Linked DNA regions of Homo sapiens: region 2 is linked to region 1. Evidence: read pairs that join two places in POLR2A ChIA-PET (ENCODE). Cell type or tissue: OCI-LY7. All regions are shown on one strand. Each heading gives the region's core, and the rest is flanking DNA. Links, peaks and the distances in the headings are about the cores only.

The links. ChIA-PET counts read pairs that join two places held together with the same protein. Peaks named below come from ENCODE experiments on the same cell type or tissue, not always from the same donor. Only the 100,000 strongest peaks of a DNase experiment are listed, where the experiment ranks them.
Region 2: POLR2A ChIA-PET joins it to region 1 with 14 read pairs; 2 of 35 experiments call an interaction of 5 or more read pairs at or near these places.

What each region holds. Positions count from the first base shown.
Region 1 is chr17:68,040,607-68,050,533 of GRCh38, forward strand. KPNA2 (karyopherin subunit alpha 2) reads left to right here. Exons shown (of 11, transcript NM_002266.4): 4 at 72-160; 5 at 1,479-1,747; 6 at 2,299-2,393; 7 at 2,494-2,757; 8 at 3,232-3,465; 9 at 3,715-3,897; 10 at 5,166-5,315; 11 at 5,898-6,248. The coding sequence ends at 5,990. Among named protein-coding and RNA genes, the nearest start is that of KPNA2, 9.8 kb to the left of the region's middle. RefSeq lists a silencer at 7,634-7,834. In OCI-LY7, for the core only: no CTCF peak of the experiment used is centred there; no DNase peak of the experiment used is centred there; H3K27ac peaks cover 676 bases.
Region 2 is chr17:68,481,803-68,492,966 of GRCh38, forward strand. It overlaps a transcript of PRKAR1A not described here. Among named protein-coding and RNA genes, the nearest start is that of PRKAR1A, 25 kb to the right of the region's middle. In OCI-LY7, for the core only: no CTCF peak of the experiment used is centred there; DNase peaks (open chromatin) are centred at 3,588, 6,569 and 9,699; H3K4me3 peaks cover 2,695 bases; H3K27ac peaks cover 2,729 bases.

The DNA of each region.
Region 1 (9,927 bases), core at 320-8,319:
CAAGTAAGTGTGGATTTTATTGTTTGTATTTAATCTTAATGATAATGTGCAAACTTTCACTTTTCTTCTAGGGCACTGTAAATTGGTCTGTTGATGACATTGTCAAAGGCATAAATAGCAGCAATGTGGAAAATCAGCTCCAAGCTACTCAAGCTGCCAGGTAAGTCTTGTCTGCGATAGCATGGGTAGCCTAAGAAATTTGTGTTTTTAGATTTTTTTTTGGGGGGTGGGGCAGGAAGGGACAGACAGATAGTACAAGGAAAGATTAGGCCAGCCAGCCATAAGCCAAATAGTATTTTTTATTTATTAATTTTTTTGAGAGGGGAGGCCTTGCTATTTTGCCCAGGCTGGCCTGGAATGCCTGGGTTCAAGCAGTCCTCTGACCTCAGCCTCCTGAAGTGCTGGGATCACAGGTGTGTGCCATTGCACCTGCCCATAAAGTTTTTACCAAAGTAATGTTTCAAGTCACTGGCAGGGGAAGGAAGAAATAAATAGTAAGTGGGATTGAGACATGCATTTAGAATGATAGATCCATTTAGGAGATAAGTATAATTTGACCTTTACCTCCCACTATACGTGGATATTTATGATATAATAGAAAGGATTAATAAGTTCTATAGCTTGACAGTGTGCAGAAGAAAAATTTCAATGGTAAATTATCATTAAAAAGTTCTAGGCTGGGTGCTGTGGCTCATTCCTGTAATCCCAGCACTTTGGGAGGCCAAGGGGTCGGTTACTTGAGCCCAGGAGTTTGAGACCAGCCTGGGCAACATGGTGAGAGCCAGTTTCTACAAAAGAAATTATTAGCTGGGTGTGGTGGCACATGCCTGTAATCTCACGTGTTTGGGAGGCTCAGGCACAATAATCACTTGAACCCAGCAGGCGGAGGTTGCAGTGAGCTGAGATCTTGCCACTGCATTCCAGCATGGCGACAGAGCAAGACTCTGTCTCAAAAAATAAATAAATAAAATAACTTGGGTGTGGCGGTGCACACTTGTCGTCCCAGCTACTAAGGAGGCTGAGGTGGGAGGATCACTTGAGCCCAGGAGGTCGAGGCTGCAGTGAGCTGTGATCGTGGCACTGCACTCTAGCCTGAGTGGAGTGAGATCCTATTTCAAAAAAACAAAATGTGCTTAACCACAACTATCAGAACAAATTCAGTGAGAGTATAACCCTGTCAGAATGTGAAAAGTTTTTTTAAAAAGTGACAAGATCTGGAGTAGATTTCTGCAGGGATGGAAAGGAGGGTAATCTACATTAATTTCTGGAAAAATGGTAGTTAATTATACCGCATACATAGCACCATACAAGTAATCTGTTCAGCTTCTCTTAGGTTCCAGAATGTCTCAGCATTTAGTGATTTACTTAAAAGGTTGTCTGAAGTTCTAAACTCTTGAATTGCATTTTATATTGGTTTTTACACAAACTCCTTTTGTTAATCACTGTCAACTTTTATTTCTCTTTTTGTTCCCCTTTAGGAAACTACTTTCCAGAGAAAAACAGCCCCCCATAGACAACATAATCCGGGCTGGTTTGATTCCGAAATTTGTGTCCTTCTTGGGCAGAACTGATTGTAGTCCCATTCAGTTTGAATCTGCTTGGGCACTCACTAACATTGCTTCTGGGACATCAGAACAAACCAAGGCTGTGGTAGATGGAGGTGCCATCCCAGCATTCATTTCTCTGTTGGCATCTCCCCATGCTCACATCAGTGAACAAGCTGTCTGGGCTCTAGGAAACATTGCAGGTACTTGGACTTGAAGTTCTTTTGACTGAATGTATCTAATCGTAATTAGTTGGAAGAAAGGCCTTGTTATAAGTAATAGTGACTTTGTCAAGTTTTGAGCTTGCTTTCAAGCCCTTATTAGGAATGAAAGTGTCGTCTTTACAAAGGCAGCAGAGGGCCATCTAAGTAAGTTTGGGAGTTTTTGCTGGTGCATTCAGTCACTGAAAATTGATGGTGTTGGACAAGGTAATAAAATTAATCTTGCCTCGGCCGGGCATGGTGGCTCACGCCTGTAATCCCAGCACTTTGGGAGGCAGAGGCGGGTGGATCATGAGGTCAGGAGATTGAGACCATCCTGGCTAACACAGTGAAACCCCACCTCTACTAAAAATACAAAAAATTAGCCGGGCGTGGCGGCGGGCGCCTGAGGCTGAGGCAGGAGAATGGCTTGAACCCAGGAGGCGGAGCTTGCAGTGAGCCGAGATCGCGCCACTGCACTCCAGCCTGGGCGACAGAGAGAAACTCCGTCTCAAAAAAAAAAAAAAAAAAATTAATCTTGCCTTTTTTTTCAGGTGATGGCTCAGTGTTCCGAGACTTGGTTATTAAGTACGGTGCAGTTGACCCACTGTTGGCTCTCCTTGCAGTTCCTGATATGTCATCTTTAGCAGTAAGTTACTAACATGAGTAAAGTTACTCACTTCTTCATTCTAATTTCCCCCATCTTCTCAAAAGACAGAACCTCTCATTGCCTATTTTTTTTCCCCCAGTGTGGCTACTTACGTAATCTTACCTGGACACTTTCTAATCTTTGCCGCAACAAGAATCCTGCACCCCCGATAGATGCTGTTGAGCAGATTCTTCCTACCTTAGTTCGGCTCCTGCATCATGATGATCCAGAAGTATTAGCAGATACCTGCTGGGCTATTTCCTACCTTACTGATGGTCCAAATGAACGAATTGGCATGGTGGTGAAAACAGGAGTTGTGCCCCAACTTGTGAAGCTTCTAGGAGCTTCTGAATTGCCAATTGTGGTAAGTTATTTACTTGTAGATTAGGACATAAGTATAAGAAGCATGATCAGGGCTGGGCGTGGTAGTGGTGGCTCACACCTGTGTAATCCCAGCACTTTGGGAGACCAAGGCAGGTGGATCACCTGAGGTCAGGAGTTCGAGACCAGCCTGGCCAACATTGTGAAAGCCCATCTCTACTAAAAATACAAAGAAATTATCTGGACATGGTGGCACGTGTCTGTAATCTCAACTACTCGGGAGGCTAAGGCAGGAGAATTGCTTGAATCTGGGAGGCAGAGGCTGCAGTGACCCGAAATCGTGCCATTATACTCCAGTCTCTCAAAAAAAAAAAAAAAAGCATAATCAGTTGATAGTAATATTGAAATATTGCCTATTTCAGGCCATGATGGGCCTCTTGTTAAAACTTTTAGGGTATAGAATTTCTAAAGTGCTGGGGAAAAAATAACCAGCATCAACATATTTTTTTTTTTTCAGACTCCTGCCCTAAGAGCCATAGGGAATATTGTCACTGGTACAGATGAACAGACTCAGGTTGTGATTGATGCAGGAGCACTCGCCGTCTTTCCCAGCCTGCTCACCAACCCCAAAACTAACATTCAGAAGGAAGCTACGTGGACAATGTCAAACATCACAGCCGGCCGCCAGGACCAGATACAGCAAGTTGTGAATCATGGATTAGTCCCATTCCTTGTCAGTGTTCTCTCTAAGGTAACGAAGTCTTAGGATTTAATCAAGTCATTTTTAGTATTTATAGAAAGCTGTGCTTGATAAGCTTCTTCACGTGCAAGAATCTTGGGTTCTACTAGGAGTCCTTTGCTGAACAATACCCAGTAACCCCTTTTACTTAAGGTTGGATAGAACCTTGGTACTTTCAGTCATTGTTTTTGTGAAAAAGTACTCTTGGAATCTTATTTGTGCAACTGTTCTGAAATAAAACCATTTCCTTATGTTTAATAGGCAGATTTTAAGACACAAAAGGAAGCTGTGTGGGCCGTGACCAACTATACCAGTGGTGGAACAGTTGAACAGATTGTGTACCTTGTTCACTGTGGCATAATAGAACCGTTGATGAACCTCTTAACTGCAAAAGATACCAAGATTATTCTGGTTATCCTGGATGCCATTTCAAATATCTTTCAGGTAAGTCCTATCAAGGTGGCTTTGTTTGAATTTGGACTTGATAATAATCAGTTTACTATTTAGACTTGGGGGAGGGCAGCTGTAAGTTTACTCACTAGTAAGCCACAGAATCAGAAAGCCTGTTTATGTGGCCACCCCTTTGATTAAAAATGAGGCAGGCATTATAAAAGATACAAAAGAGACGACAAGTGGATGGTGTGACCTGAATCGGAGTCAGGCGCTTATGTGGACTCATCACACCTGTTTACTTGGTTGATTTAATTTCCCAATTTCATACCGATTTTTGGTGACATTAAATTTGAATGACTTGGCCAGGCACGGTGGCTCATGCCTGTAATCACAGCACTTTGGAAGTCCGAGGTGGGTGGATCACCTGAGGTCAAGAGTTCGAGACCAGCCTGGCCAACATGGCGAAACCCTGTCTCTGCTAAAAATGCAAGAATTAGCCATGTGTGGTGGTGGGCGCCTATAATCCCAGCTACTCAGAAGGCTGAGGCAGGAGAATCGCTTGAACCCGGGAAGCGGAAGTTGCAGTGAGCCAAGTTTGTGTTATTGCACTCCAGCTTGGGCAAGAGTGAAACTGTCTTAAAAAAAAAAAAAAAAAAAGTTGAGCCTTCAATAATGGATGCTAGCGTATCTGTTACTGTGTATAAATAATTTGTCAGTATGTGGCCAGTATTTCTTCTTCCCCTCATCTAATCCCCTAAGTTATTTTGAAGCAAATCTGTTTTTTTCATCTATAGATATTTATGTATCTCTTTAAGGTTGAAAATTTAAAGGAAAACTAACCTACATACCATTCCATATGTCCAGTAAATCCTTAATACCAACACACATTCTGTTTGGGGACGTTTAGTTTAGCACTCCATAGGCCATCTTTGCCCTTAGACACCTTGACTACACCTTGTGATGACATAGGATGCTTTATGAAACAATACACCCCTGTTCCCATAGCAGACCAGTTGAACTGGAATGTAGTGTTGTTTTAAAAGTTGCCCGCATGATTTTGATACATAGAAAAGGTTGGGAGCTACTACTGATTGTAAGATCTTTGGCTCCAGTTGAAGTAGTGCTAAAAGCAGGTACAGATCCAATCACATTGAGTGTCAACAAAATATAAAATGGACATAAAACTATGATAGGCTTGATGAAGGAATTGTTAGGTGCTTATTTCTGCCTGACGTATCAATATTCAAATTATTGATGTTTTCTTCATTAAAATAAAACCAGAGTATATGCCAGTAAACTTGGATTTTTTTTTTTTTTAGGCTGCTGAGAAACTAGGTGAAACTGAGAAACTTAGTATAATGATTGAAGAATGTGGAGGCTTAGACAAAATTGAAGCTCTACAAAACCATGAAAATGAGTCTGTGTATAAGGCTTCGTTAAGCTTAATTGAGAAGTATTTCTCTGTAGAGGTGAGTAATGGATGGTAATATTAATAACAACTTGGAAACATAAAGTCAAGGCCATAAGCCTTTTTTTCCCTTTTAAAAATAAGTGTCATATCTTTGTTAAATATAGTAAAATATCAGTGTGCATGGGACATAATGTACTTATTTGCCCCTCTAGTTTGGCTTGATGGTAATAAAATCTTTTTAAACTGAGATTTTAAAAGCCACCAGATTAGTTTCAAATGAACAACCTTGAGAATCTTAGAATATCTTGAGGGTAAGTTAACGGGTGTCATTGTAGGAGGTGATAGAGAAGTAGGCCAAACTCATCACCATGCTCTGGGCCTAATACAGTCTTTTCCTATTGAAAAGTGACGGTTGGGGAAGAAAAAAATCTCGGCCTGTTTGTGTTACTGTAGTAGCTAGCATTTATGAATTGGCAAAGTTTCAGAGACCCTCCCTCCTCTATGTCAAATACTATAATATCATACAGGATTAAAGGTGTAATATGCAGATCAAGACCTAGAGATTAAATACAGACTTCAGGTAGGCTGCTGCTTGGAATACTTATATCATTTTTATACTTATTTTTTAATATATTTCCAGGAAGAGGAAGATCAAAACGTTGTACCAGAAACTACCTCTGAAGGCTACACTTTCCAAGTTCAGGATGGGGCTCCTGGGACCTTTAACTTTTAGATCATGTAGCTGAGACATAAATTTGTTGTGTACTACGTTTGGTATTTTGTCTTATTGTTTCTCTACTAAGAACTCTTTCTTAAATGTGGTTTGTTACTGTAGCACTTTTTACACTGAAACTATACTTGAACAGTTCCAACTGTACATACATACTGTATGAAGCTTGTCCTCTGACTAGGTTTCTAATTTCTATGTGGAATTTCCTATCTTGCAGCATCCTGTAAATAAACATTCAAGTCCACCCTTTTCTTGACTTCACCATGCCTATGTGTTGCTTTCTAATTTGGGGCCTTTAATGTTGCTAGTGAAAGGTAACCTGTCCAAACTGATGGGATTAACCAGAGGTAGTCCTGGCTGCAGTTTTTGCAGAAGAATGAATAACATTTTCTGGAAACCCTCAGCCAGTGTCTCCTTAAGTCTCCTTGGCCAGGGAGATGGGCTAAACACCGTAAATTTAATCATAAATCTCTGCTGGAGCTACAAATGGAATTCTTTCCTCCCAAACTTCAAGGCCGAATGGGGTTCCAAGGTAAATCACGGCTGCACATGGGCCTCATCTGGGAAAGTACCCAGTTCTGTTTCGTTGATGAGGGGCATGAGGGTCCACCATGTGTCTTTTTTAAAAATGTAATTCCCAAGGGCTCCTGTACAGTGTAGGTTGATAGCCACTACTCTTTGAGATGGTGTCTCGCTCTGTCACCCAGGCGAAACCCTGTCTCTAGTAAAAATACAAAAAATTAGCTGGGATTACAGGCATGGTGGTGGGAGCCTGTAATCCCAGCTACTCAGGAGGCTGAGGCAGGAGAATCGCTTGAACTCCGGAGGCGGAGGTTGCAGTGAGCTGAGATTGCGCCACTGCACTCCAGCCTTGGTGACAAGAGCGAGACTCTTGTCTAAAAAAAAATCCCCTTTGATAATATATCTTTACCTATAACTTTAATTTTTGTATTTGTTTTTGTTGTAAGCAAGGGAGGAAAGGTAATATTCCTAATACCATTTGGCAATTATAGTAAAAACTGCTGACACTTACTTTGCTTGTTGAAATAATCTGAAAAGAGTAACATTAAAAGATGTCAGTGTTAAACATTTCACAAAGTATTCTTTCATTGCTATATTGCATTTTGGCTAAAAATAATCAGGCTACTTGATTATTTTTAGAACAAAGGAAATCAACATTCTGTTTCCTAATGTTGATTTTTTTTTTCTCTCATCAATCTGGCTGCATCATCACTGAAGAAAAAACGGGGTAATTTTTCGTTACTGTAAATCCTTATTGTTAAGATTTTTTATTTCAGCATTTGGCTGCTTTAATTGCATAACAGCAGTAAGAGCAAAGTCAGTTTTGTTCATAGGAGCCATTGGAAACCTTGTCAGATACAGGACCCAAGTTCAGAAGGCCATTAAGGCCTGGCTGCTCCTTACCCCTCTCCACCCTTGCTGGAGCTTGCCAAAACCCAGTGGACTGATTTTGGAAAGCCCTTGAAACGTGTCATTTCACTAATGGTGCTTTCTTTTGGGATTGGGCTGTTGACCTAATTTGTGATGAACAAAACCCGGCCAAATCATGCAGCCTCCCTCTAACTCCCCATGGGAAAGTGTTAGAGAAAAGTGTTTTAGCAACATCACCCATTTAAGTTTCATAACCCCAGCTAATAAAAATGATAAGAAACACCCAAGCTATCAACTAGGGTTTTTTGAGGGCAGAAGTGCAATTTAATTTTGAGCACTTGCATGTTAAATGACATGTTGGCATAGTTTGAAAGCTAATTCTAGTGTCTGAACGCTCAGTTCCTCCTAAATATTTGGGACAGTTTCATAACACTGTGTAGGAGGTGTATGCATCGAACCCTCTTAAACTGATCAGTTCGTGCGTTCCAGGCTTTTCACAATCGTAAATGTCTTTTCCCATCCTAGTTGTGGGAGGTAGCATGGTGCAGTGAAGTGGACTAGTATTTAAGAGCCAGATCTGTCTGAATTCAAATCCTGCCTCTTTATTGTGTCAGTGAAAGACCTTTTGGTGGGGCAGCTAAGTGCTGGCATAAGAAAAGTATAGATACTAATTCCTACATAATAGAAATATCCTAGATGAGTATTACGGCTATTCCAAACTTTTTGTTTTTGGGAATAGCTGTAATAACTGAAGAAACAAAGTTTCGCTGTGTTGCCCAGGCTGGTCTCAAATTCCTGGCCTCAAGCTATCCTCCTGCCTCAGCTTCCCAAAGTGCTGGGATTTGCAGGAATGAGCCACTGCACCTGGCTGCCTCCAACCTTTTAACACCAAAGATTTCTGTTTGTTCTTACATAGACTCTTGTTTTGATATATTTTACCTTCTAGGCTAAGTTGATTATTACTCTTCTTTTTTTTTCCCCCTTATCAGTCAGATACACATAACATAAGATGACCATACTGGATTGTTCATATACTTAATGATGGGATTCTACCGAAAAGTCAGATGTTTTGTCAGCCTTTAGGTCTTTTAGGGGCTTGGCATAGCTTTCTGAACAGTGGAACTGGCTCAAGGAGGGCCCACTGTGACTAAGTTCCTAGACTGGCTGTTAGCCTTTGCAGTATCTCAGTGAGAGGTCCAGCTGTCTTCCTGTGCCCACTGGTTCCCTTTCTCTTAATTCTATTGGACGTAATAATTGGAGCACCTCCTCCCCTAACTTCTCATTGGCCATGAGAACAGGACTGAACCACCCAAGTCCAACTTGGTGATGGAAGCTTGTCAGTATCAATACCTGATAGGCCCCTAATACTAGTGTTAATGAAGTTTCTTTAATGAGCAAACACTTGACTGTTGAGACAGCCACCACAAAGCCATATTTTCTACTATGAAGAAACTCATGTTTAGAACTTGAACAAGTTTAGGCAGAAATATTGGAAGCTTATCCATAAAAACAAGGGAATATGAGGAAAGATTGGATGAATGAGAAAACTTTGAATCAATTCAAAATTAAAATTAATGGTCAAAGGATGATATCCAGAAGGCATCTCCCGATTGTGGCTGCAAAAATACATATTTTAAAAGCAAAACTGTTGAAATAGAGGAGAAATGTAGAAAAACATGTACGAATGAGATGGTCTTTTTCTTTTTTTTTGAGATGGAGTTTTGCTCTCGTTGCCCAGGCTAGAGTGCAATGGTGTGATCTCAGCTCACTGCAACCTCCGCCTCCCAGGTTCAGGAGATTCTCCCGACTCAGCTTCCCGAGTAGCCAGGATTACAGACATGCACCACCACACCAGGCTAATTTTGTATTTTTAGTAGAGATGGGGTTTCTCCATGTTGGTCAGGGTGGTCTCAAACTCCCGACCTCAGGTGATCCGCCTGCCTGGGCCTCCCAAAGTGCTGGGATTACAGACATGAGACACCACGCCTGGCCAAGATGGTCTCTTTCAACCCTTTGTCTTAGACTAAAGTTGTAGGTGACCAATGACTGTCACCCTACTCTGTTCTTGCCCATCCTTTCAACCAACATCTCAGCCACTCAGCAAAGATTAACTTGGGGAACACAAAACTAATTCATTTTCCTTACTTTCTCTCCCTTTCCCTTCCCTTTCCCATCCCTTTCCCTTCCCTTCCCTTTCTTTCTCCCTTCCTTCCTTCTTCTCTTTCTCTCTCTCACTCTTTCTTTTTCTCTCCCTCTCTCCCCTCCCTCCCTCCTTCCTTCTTCTCTTTCTCTCTTTCTTTTTGCTCTCCGTGTCTCCCCTCCCTCCCTCCTTCCTTCTCTTTCTCTCTTTCTTTTTGCTCTCCCTCTCTCCCCTCCCTCCCTCCTTCCTTCTTCTCTTTCTGTCACTCTTTCTTTTTTCTCTCCCTCTCTCCCCTCCCTCCCTCCTTCCTTCCTTCCTTCCTTCCTCTTTCTTTCTTCCTTTTCTTCCTGGTAACTCTTTAAAATGTATTTTCCTAGTTACAGAAATAATACTAATTTTAGAAAGTTT
Region 2 (11,164 bases), core at 1,866-9,865, 440 kb after region 1:
ACCATGTCAAAGCCAGTGGAAGCTTGAGTTGACAAGGAACACTTCTCGGATGGATGGAACTTAAACCGAGATTTGTTGATTACGGAAAAGGAGACATATGTGTGTCGAGTGCTTGCTTGGTACGTGCTAGGCAATGCGCTAGGTGCCAGGGCACAAAGTGGAAGAAATGCCCTACCTTTAAGGAGTTTATAATCCAGTGGGTGGAACCAGAGACAGACTAGGAGATGGGTCCTGACTGTGTGGCAAGTGCTGTGTGTTCCAGTGGGGGATGTAAAAGCCACCAGGGGAGCAAGAAGACAGGGCAGGTCAGAGACGATGTCTCCAAGGAGATGTTGGAGTTGAATTTTGAAAGATGAGTGGCGGTGAGTAGGATGAAGCGACAGGGAAAAAGACAGACGGATTTGACTGCATGTAATTTAAAACTTATGTCGTCTTTATTGGCAATTTACTATATGCCTGGCATAGTGGTGCATGTTTGCACACATTCTCATTTTAGCTTCACAAAAACCTTACGAAGATGTTATTACTCTTTGACAGACAAGGAAACTGAGGCTCAGTTGTTTGCCCAATGACACACAACTGTTGGGAGGTAAAACTGGAATTCAAATACAGTTTCATCTCATTTATATGCTATAATATAGAAACAAGGATTATTGGGACTTTTTTTACGGTGCTGTAATAAGGAAGCAATCACTAGCTTTTCAAGAGGAAAAAAATAAATATTTTAAATGGCAAAGACATTTAGGATTTTAAAATTCCTCTTTGTTTTCAAGTTTTGTACTTCCTTCACTCTGGGGCAATAACCCTAGACACCGGGTGAAGGTTAAATAGCTCATTAAGCTTAGCGTTATCAAACCAAATATTGCCCGTACAATAAAGGTAAAAAGAATGGGCAGAAAAGGAGGCTTTGTGTGTCTATCCATTGGCTCCCTTATCTGTTTTTACTAAGGTCAATCGGTGGACAAAGGAAGGGCCAGATGTCCTCAAATTGCCTTCAGCATATAAACTATTTGCTCTCAGCAAATATATCAACCATTCCCACACTGGGGTGACAGACCACCTGGAGCAAGCTATGAGTTTTCCAGGCAGAAAGTATTTCTTTATGATTCCAGCTTGATGTCTGATCATATCTGGATGTGGCTAATTGTTTGTCCTTAGTTTTGAGGAAGTCCAATTTATCAGTTTTTTTGAACAAATCATGCTGTGGTGTCAAACATAGGAAATCATTGGCTAACTTAAAGTCAGAAAAGAATTTCTTATGTTGTCTTCTACATATTCGTTAGTTTAGCTCTACATTGTGATCCATGATCTAGTTTGAGTTTTTTTTTTTGTCTATGATGTGCATGGACCCAAGTTCATATTGGTTCATACAAATCATCAAATTGCTCCAGCACCGGGCCAGGCGCAGTGGCTCACACCTGTAATCCCAGTACTTTGGGAGGCAGAGGTGGGTGAATCACCTGAGGTCAGGTGTTCAAGACCACCCTGGCCATTATGGTGAAACCCCATCTCTACTAAAAATACAAAAATAAGCTGGGCATGGTGGCCAGCCCCTGTAATCCCAGTTACTCAGGAGGCTGAGGCAGGAGAATCACTTGAACTCGGGAGACAGAGTTTGCAGTGAGCTGAGATGACGCCACTGCACTCCAGTCTGGGAAATAGAGCAAGACTCCGTCTTAAAACAAAACAAAACAAAAAAAGCTTCAGCACCATTTGTTGAGGAGGTGGTCCTTTTTCACTGCATTGCCTTCACATCCTTGTTAAAAATCAATTGTCAGGCCAGGTGCGGTGGCTCATGCCTGTAATCCCAGCACTTTGGGAGGCCAAGGCATGTGGATCACCTGAGGTCAGGAGTTCAAGACCAGCCTGACCAACATGGAGAAACCCTATCTCTACTAAAAATACAAAATTAGTTGGGTGTGGTGGCGCATGCCTGTAATCCCAGCTACTTGGGAGGCTGAGGCAGGAGAATTGCTTGAACCTGGGAGGTGGAGGTTGCGGTGAGCTGAATTCATGCCATTGCACTCCAGCCTGGGTAACAAGAGCAAAACTCCGTCTCAAAAAAAAAAAAAGAAAGAAAAGAAAAAAAATCAATTGTCCATATATGTGTGTGTTTGTTTCTAGACTCTGTTCAGTTCATTGATCTATTTGTTAATATTTATGCCAATACCATGTTGTTTTATTACTGGGGCTTTATAATGACTTTTGAAATTAGGTACCATTAGCCCTCCAACTTTGTTTTTGTTATTCTAGGTATTTGTGCCTTTCCTTATGAATTTTGGAATCAGCTTGTCAATGTCTACAAAAAATCCACAAACAACTGCAGGCATTTTTATTGGGATTGCCCTGAAACTATAGAGTAATATGGGGGAGAACTGACATCTTGGCAATACTGACTGTTTTGGCACACAAACAAATTAAATCTATCCATTTATTTAGGTCTTTAAAAATTCATCTCTGTAATGTGTTGTGGTGTCCAGTGTACTGCTCTTGCACATCGGTCAGATTTATCTTTAAATGTTTTGTATTTTTGATAGTATTAGAAATGGGAGTTTTAAATTTAAAATTTTTCATTGTTAGTAGATAGAAATTCAATTAATTTTTTTATTTTGACTTTGTATCCTACAACCTTGCTAAACTCACTTATCGTGGTATCTTTTTTTTTTTTTGTATTCCATCGGGTTTTCTACAATTTTACTTCTTCCTTTCTGATATGGATGCCTTTTATTTCTTGCTTTTGCCTTGTTGAACTGACTAGATCTTCCATTATAATGTTAAATAAGAGTGATGAGAGTGGATGACCTTGACTTGATCCTGATCTTAGATAGAAAGCATTCAGTCTTTCATCATTGAGTAAAATGTTCCAGGTTTTTCACAGATGTCCTTTAACAGGTTGAAAAAGCTCCATTTGGGTCAGTTTTGGAATCTCATCAAATGTAGCAAGAAAGGCTGACAAACAAAGTAGTGTTTTCCATCCCGACAGAGAAAGCAAGTGAGGGTGAAGTCTCAGATTCTGGAGACAATCCAAACTAACAAAATGTCCCTAAATTTGTCATGAAAATAAAAGTGGGGAGTCAAAGGATATTGTTCACTTTCATAGTTCAAGGCAAAGTTAAATGTGCTATGTTCACTTTAAAATGAATGTGTTTTCTGCCACAATGGCAAAGAATTAACAAATTAGCAATTTAGTTTGTAAGAGATCCACGGAATATATTAAGACATTGCAGATGTTATCTGTTTTACCAAGGACTCAAAGAACAACTTGAACTTCTATGATTTGCTGGATTCAAGGGCATACTGTGGGCTGCCTTTCTGCTAATTAGATTATTTTACCCACCAAACTATCATGGAAAAATGATCAAACAAGCAGTAGTTTACGCACATAGAACAATTTGCCTAGAATTGAAGGTAAGCTCAAGACAGATGGAGAGTGGGAAACAAAGATCAACTTCGCTTCCACAAATAGCTGAGTGCTGAGTGACCCCTAAAATGAGCTAATATTGGGCAAGGATATTGTCCTAGACCTCAGAGTTCCCCTTTATCCTTGGATTGTGTTGTATAATGCAGCAGTGGGTTTGCTTGGTAAAAGAGAAAGAGCAAAGTAAAAAAGGGGAAGACATCTGTTACTTCTATTGAGTTAAGCCTTCTAAAAATATTTCCCTTTTAGTGACCACTTGTTATTTTGACCCTTTGATCTTTTGCTTTGGAAATAGGACCTTTGAAACTCTTCTGCTTTCCTCCCTGTGTTTGTAAAATGATGATAATGCCCGCACCACAGAAGAAGAGACTCCGTTTTACATCCAAAGCTTTTGGAGATAAGGGGTTGAAGTGGCTGAAGGAGAAAACACTCCAATTATTCTTGCGAGGCATAAAGAATTACAGTTTTTCATCTAAAACTTTACTTAGAATCATTCCACTGATCCTAAAGAAACATACTTTAAGTTTCTTTATTTTGAGACAGAGTCTCACTCTGTTGCCCAGGCTGGAGTGCAGTGGCGTGATCTCAGCTCACTGCAGCCTCCACCCCCTGGGTTAAAGCGATTCTCCTGACTCAGTCTCCCAAGTAGCGGGGATTACAGATGCGTGCCACCATGCCTGGCTAATTTTTGTATTTTTAGTAGAGATGGGGTTCTACCATGTTGATCAGGCTGGTCTCCAAGTCCTGACCTCAAGTGATCTGCCCGCCTCAGCCTCCTAAAGTGCTGAGATTACAGGCGTGAGCCATCGTGCCCAGCCTAAGTTTCAGTGATCGAGCCCCACAATCCATAACATGTTTAGTGATTCAGTGAACTGTTGATTCATCAAAGGGAAAGAAGACATTCTCCCAGCAATCAGCCACTTTGCAATCAGTTTCACCTCAGTCACACTGGTGCCTGGACTAAGAGAAGAGCTCATGAGGTTTTTTTTTTTAATGTCCGCATAATTAAGGAGTCTTGGACATATACATGGCTTTGCAGGAAACTGTTCTATGAAGTGATTGGGCTGAAGTCTGTCACAGCATCAGGAGGCACAAGCTCCTTATCTTGGGGCTGCCTCTTCCTCCTTCTTCTCATCCCCCTCTTCCTCTTATTCTTTCTTTCTTTCTCTTTCTTTCTTTCTTTCTTTCTTTCTTTCCTTCCTTCTTTCTTTTCCTTCCTTCCTTCCTTCCCTCTTTCTTTCTTTCTTTCTCTCCTTCCTTCCTTCCTTCCTTCCTTCCTTCCTTCCTTCTTTCTTTCTTTCTTTCTTTCTTTCTTTCTTTCTTTCTTTCTTTCTTTCTTTCTTTCTTTCTTCTTTCCTTCCTTCCTTCCTTCTTCTGCTTTCCTTCTTTTCTCTCCTTCCTCCTTCTCCTTCTCCTAATTAGCTTTCTCTTCCCTCTTCCTATTATAAAAATAAATTATGCTCATTGTAGAAAGTGAAAATATAGTGTGACTGTGTACTTTTGCTCTGGAATGAAACTTGAGCTGAAAATCTGGTTCCATTGCTAACCAGCTGCATTACCTTACAGAAGTCACTCATCTAATATGCCTGTGCCTCAGGTACCCAAGTGTTAATGGGTATACTAATGCTAGTTACCTCCCAAAGTCGATGTTGTGCGGATTTTTTTTTTTCTCAGATGATGTCTTGCTCTGTCACCTCAGCTGGAGTGCAGTGGCATGATCTCGGCTCACTGCAACCTCCGCCTCCCAGGTTCAAGCAATTCTCCCAACTCGGCCTCCCCAGTAGCTGGGATTACAGGTTTCTGCCACCGCACCCGGCTAATTTTTGTATTTTTAGTAGAGATGGGATTTCACCATGTTAGCCAGGCTGGTCTCGAACTCCTGACCTCGTGATCCGCCCGCCTCGGCCTCCCAAAGTGCAGGGATTACAGGCGTGAGCCACTGCGCCCGGCCTGTTATGTGAATTTAATAAGACATTCATGTACACACATTGCACAGTGCCTGGCACATAGGGAAATCTCAAAGTATGGTTTTGTTAATAAAAATCAGAAAAATGTAGATAACCAACATTATAATTCAACTGCTGGGAAATAAACTTTACCTCCAGGTACATTTTTACATTCTAGTGTTTTCAAATGAAGGCTACCAAGTTAATTAATCAATACTTACTTAGCCTAACACTATGGTATATATTGAGAGGCATATAGTTATAACTTAAGCCAACGTTTCCTGACTTTCTCCTGTGCTAATAATTTTTCTGTATTCATTCATTCATTATTGACTTATTGGAAAAGTGGTTTGGGGTCGGGCGCGGTGGTTCACCTATAATCCCTGCACTTTGGGGGGCCAAGGCGGGTGGATTGCTTGAGGTCTGGAGTTCAAGACCAGCCTGACCGACATCGTGAAACCCCATCTTTACTAAAAACACAAAAATTAGCCGGGACTGGTGGTGGGCACCTGTAATCCCAGCTATTCAGGAGGCTGAGGCAGGAGAATGGCTTGAAGCAGGAGGCGGAGGTTGCAGTGAGCTGAGATCACGCCACTGCACTCCAGCCTGGGCGACAGAGTAAGACCTCATCTCAGACAAAAAAAAAAAAGAAAAAAGAAAAAGGAAAGAAAAGTGGTTTTGTGGTTATTTTGCATTTTCTTTGTGCCAGATAGTGTTCTGGGTATCAGAGGCATAACAGTGAACAACAATAATAATGAAAAAAAACTCAAAAATAAATAAAAAAAATGCACTCATGAAGCTTACGTTTGTATGAAAGAGAGAGAGAGGGAATAAACAGACTAGAGAAATTCATGTAATACGTCAGATCGTGATAAATATGAAGCACAGGGGAGTAGGGGGGTGGCATGGGGAGAGTTGCAATTTGAAGATGGCCAGGTGGCTTTTGAGCACAGACCCAAGGAAGTGGGGCAGTGAGCCCTGAGGCTGTTTGGGGAGGTCTATGTTTCAGGTGGAGGGAACAGCCTGCCCTGAGATCGAGGTGGGCCTGGCTTATTTGAGCAACAGCCAGGATGTCTGTGGCTGGAGAAAGGTGGGAGCAGGAGAGAAGAGCTGAGGTCTGAGTCTGACAGTGGCCAGATCTAAGGAGCTTGCACGCCATTGCAAGGCTTCTCTGTCCCATATATACAACCTGATTGGCTTCTGGCCTGCTTTGACCTATGAAATGAGAGAGGAAGTGGCAAGTGTCCCTCTCAGGAAGAAGCTTTAAGAGCCAGCATGGGGCTGGGTGCAGTGGCTCATGCCTGTCATCGCAGCACTTTGGGAGGCCGAGGTGGGAGGATCACTTGAGGTCAGGAGTTCCAGACCAGCCTGACCAACATGGCAAAACCCCATCTCTACTAAAAATACAAAAAAAATTATCTGGATGATGTGGCTCAAGCTTGTAATCCCAGCTACTTGGGAGGCTGAGGCAGGAGAATTGCTTGAACTGGGAGGCAGAGGTTGCAGTGAGCTGAGATCATGCCACTGCACTCCAGCCAGGGCAACAGAGTGAGACTCCATCTCAAAACAAAAAAAAAAAAAAAAAAAAAGAGCCAGCGTGGGCTTCTCCATCATTCCTTTCCCTCTGCCACATGGTTCTATAAAGAGGTCACCTTTTAGACCTGAGCTCTGGAGTGAAGAAACTATGGAACTGGATGTCAGGCTCCCTGGTGGATATGGTGTGAGAAATAAGCTTTCAGAGGGCTCTTTCTCTATCCTGTGTCTGAATTGGGCTTGTCTTGAAGCTGTGTGTGTAAAGCACTTTACACAATTTTTAAAATATTTATTTTTTATTTTTTAAAAATTTGAAAAAAAATGCTCAGATTTTTCCTAAGGCTTGTCTGAATAAGTTTGGGCTATTTCTAAACCCCAGAGGTGGGGCTGACCAGATTGAAGTTATCGGTTAAAGATTTAGGTAGCTTTCCTAGGAGAAATAGGATAGAGGTTGGGTAAATACTAAGTGAGCACCCATCTTGGAAAGTATATATATATATATATATATATATATATATATATATATATATGGAAAGTATATATATATATATATATATATATGGAAAGTATATATATATATATATATATATGGAAAGTATATATATATATATGGAAAGTATATATATATATATATGGAAAGTATATATATATATATATATGGAAAGTATATATATATATGGAAAGTATATATATATATGGAAAGTATATATATATATATGGAAAGTATATATATATGGAAAGTATATATATATATAAATGGAAAAAATATATATATATGGAAAGTATATCTATATATATAGATAGTATATATATATGGAAAGTGTATATATATATATGTATATATGGAAAGTATATATATACACACATACTTCTCTTTTTGAGAAAGAGTCACCCATGCTGGAGTGCAGTGGTGCAATCTCAGCTCACTGCAACCTCTGCCTCCCAGGTTCAAGTGATTCTCATGCCTCAGCCTCCCAAGTAGCTGGGATTACAGGTGCGTGTCATCACACCCGGCAAATTTTTTTTTTTTCTTTTTAGTAGAGACGGGGTTTCGCCACGTTGGCCAGCCCGGTCTCGAACTCCTGACCTCAAGTGATCCACCCACCTTGGCCTCCCAAAATTCTGGGATTATAGGCGTGAGGCACCACGCCTGGCTGGAGAGTATATTTTTGCTCCAAAGAGGTGTGGGGTATTTAGATATTACCAGGGACTGGTGGGAGAATGGTAATTGGTCCCTTAAGTAATATAAAGGGGTGTGAATCTTTTCTTTTAGAGAGAGGGAATGCCATTTGCCCTGATTACTCAACAGGATTTGGAGGAGAGTTGTTTAGAAAAGGAGATGAGCACAGAATAGGCAGCTTTTGAACCCAAAAGGGAAATGTGTCATTTTACTTGCCTCCCTTGGCTTGTCTTGTTGATGACGATGTCTGGTTTGGAAGCCAGCCGGCCTGAGCAGACAGCCCTTCAGCTCCAGGCTAACAGGGGTTGGGATTCTGTCCCAGGGTCCCTTTGGCCCTCTGGGCAGTCCCATTTCACTGGCTGAGCTTGTGGCAGAGGGGGCAAGCGTGCGGGGCCTTTCCCCATTTATCCCATTGGGGCCCTTTGTTTTCCAGTGTCCTGGCTTTTTGTACCTTTGGCAGTTACCTGGAGGAGTATCCTTAGGGCAACATGGAGAGTGCTGGAGAGCTTGTAAAGCAGCCAGTTGTTGAGGTTGCCTCTTGTCCCGCATTTCTCCTTTTTCTTAGCCCTGTCCTCCTATTCTGATCTGGGTTATAAAAGACAGAGGAGGCTAATCTGAGGACCTCCTGCACAGGGAGTGTTGGGTTCCATGGCTGAGTTTTGTAATTTCCTTCCAGTTCATTTTTAGGCCAAGCAGTATCACAAAGGAAAACTTTTTTTTTTCTTAAGGTTTGGGGTAATAAAACTTTTCCCAGTTTTGGGGATGCATCTGAGGGGCGTGTCCTGTGGTATGGAGATGCGATTACCCATCTGTGAAGAGAGAATAGAGGAGAAAAAGGAAAAAAGAAAGCACTCCCTCTACTTTCCTATTATCCTGAATGGGGCATCCCTCATCATCCTTTGGGTTCCAGAATGAAGCAGTCTTATCGTGTACCCTTGGCCCCATCTCGTCACATTACCCGCTTGAGAACAGAGGAGATACTGGAGTGAAGAGTGGGTCCCATGTTTATCCTTGAGGTTCTAGAGTGAACTGTCTTACTGTATACCTCTAACCTTGCCTTCATCTCTGTTCTAATGGTAATCTGTTAGCCTGGGATCAGCCTTCATCTCTGTCCTATGGGTCTCCTGTGCCTGTGGCCTTGGACCAGCCTGTATCCTTGTCTCCAAGACTCTCACTCAGAGCATTTTAGCAAAAAAATGATTATTTCTTTCTTTCTTTTTTTTTTTTTTTGAGACAGAGTCTGGCTCTGTCACCCAGGCTGGAGTGCAATGGCATGATCTCAGCTCACTGCAACGTCTGCCTTCTGGGTTCAAGTGATTTGCCTGCCTCAGCTTCCCAAGTAGCTTGGATTACAGGCATGTGCCACCATGCCCAGCTAATTTTTGTATTTTTATTAGAGATGGGATTTCACCAAGTTGGCCAGGCTGGTCTTGAACTCCTGAGCTTAGGTGATCTGCCCGCTTCAACCTCCCAAAGTGCTGGGATTACAGGCGTGAGCCACCGCGCCCAGCCAAAATGATTATTTCCTTTGTCAGATGCCTAGTTCCCATGTTCTTCAAGTAGACAAGAAGCCTGTTTTTCAGCTCACTGCTGCAAAGGGGCTGGACTTCCCTCCCTGCAAGATTTGAATATGACCTTGCAGGACTTGATGCTTGTTGAGAAGGGCGTGGAAGTAATTAGAGAAGTGGAGGCTCCAGGAGGAAGTGGGAGGAAGTGGGAGGAAGTGAGAGGAACACTTGTGGAAAGCCTTCATATGCTTGCAAAAAGAGCAGACCTCGGATTCAAGAGGGCAATATTCATTTGCCCTCTTGACATAAAGTAGCAACCTCTGGAGGACTTGGGGCTTGGAGTAAGAACTCACAAATAGCAAAAGCAGAATTTCCCCTCCTCCCAAGTGGTGCTAACGCACAAAAAAAAAAAGAAAAAAGTAGGTGGGATCCTTAAAGGGCCAGAAGAAGGCCCTATGGAGGTGGACAAACTGCTTCAAAAGCCACCAGAAAACTTGGTCCTGTGGCATAACAGGAACAAAAAGCATATGGTAAGTCATAAGGAGCTGGCAGAGCCAGAGTTCCAGTTAGTGTCTGTCCTGGCCATGGGCCAGCAGACAGGGGAAGGGTTGGAGGTCATCCAAGCTGTTAGGTTAAAACCAAGTATAAATCTCAGGAGATATCCGCAAGGAAGCCTGTGTCTTTTCTGCCATGCAAAAGCCGCAGGCACATGAATAACAGGGAGCGTGTGTTTAAGAAGTCATGTGGCATTCGAAGTGAAAGCCAAGTGGCTGACTTGCTCCTGAGGCCGATGGTTCATTCGGCAGGTGCTCAAGGCCGCTTTTCAGGAGACACAGGAAAACAGAAGAACAGGCAGTGCGGGTTCTTGGGAAAGAGCCGATCTTATTTGAAAAAGCAGAGGACACCCCAGATATTGCACGGTTTGAGGCTTTAGCTTTACCACCCTCATGAGCCTCTTGTCCAGGAGGGTCATTAGTGCCTTAGTTCTACTTGGTGCAGACCCCAAGGTTCTTCCCACCCCTGCGAGCCAGCCGTCAGGGTGAGCAGAAAATCAGCCATGGGAGCAGAGCCACTGTGACTGAGAGGAATTGTTTTGGGCGTTGGTTAGTGAGCAGGAGAGCGAAAGGGAGAAGAAAACTGTACAGGGGTTGAATGCCTGCAGCTGAAGAAGGTGTAGAGATCTCTAACCACTAGGGAACATATGTGAGCTATGCAGCGCCAAAGTGTGTTAGCGCTTGGGAACGTATCCAAGTCACACAGCACCCAAGTATGCTACTGGCGGTGAATCTGTATCAGTATGAGTCTGCAGCAACCTCAATTCTTGCCTCCTCAGAAGAAAGAATTTGACTGAGGGGCATAAGGCAGAAGGAGAGACCAAGGCAAGTTTTAGAGCAGGAGTGCAAGTTTATTAAAAACTTTAGACTCCATCCAGGTCCCTACAAAGGACATGATCTCATTCCTTTTTTATGGCTGCATAATATTCCATGATGTATATGTATCACATTTTCTTTATCCAGTCTGTCATTGATGGACATTTAGGTTGATTCCATGTCTTTGTTACTGTGCATAGTGCTGCAAT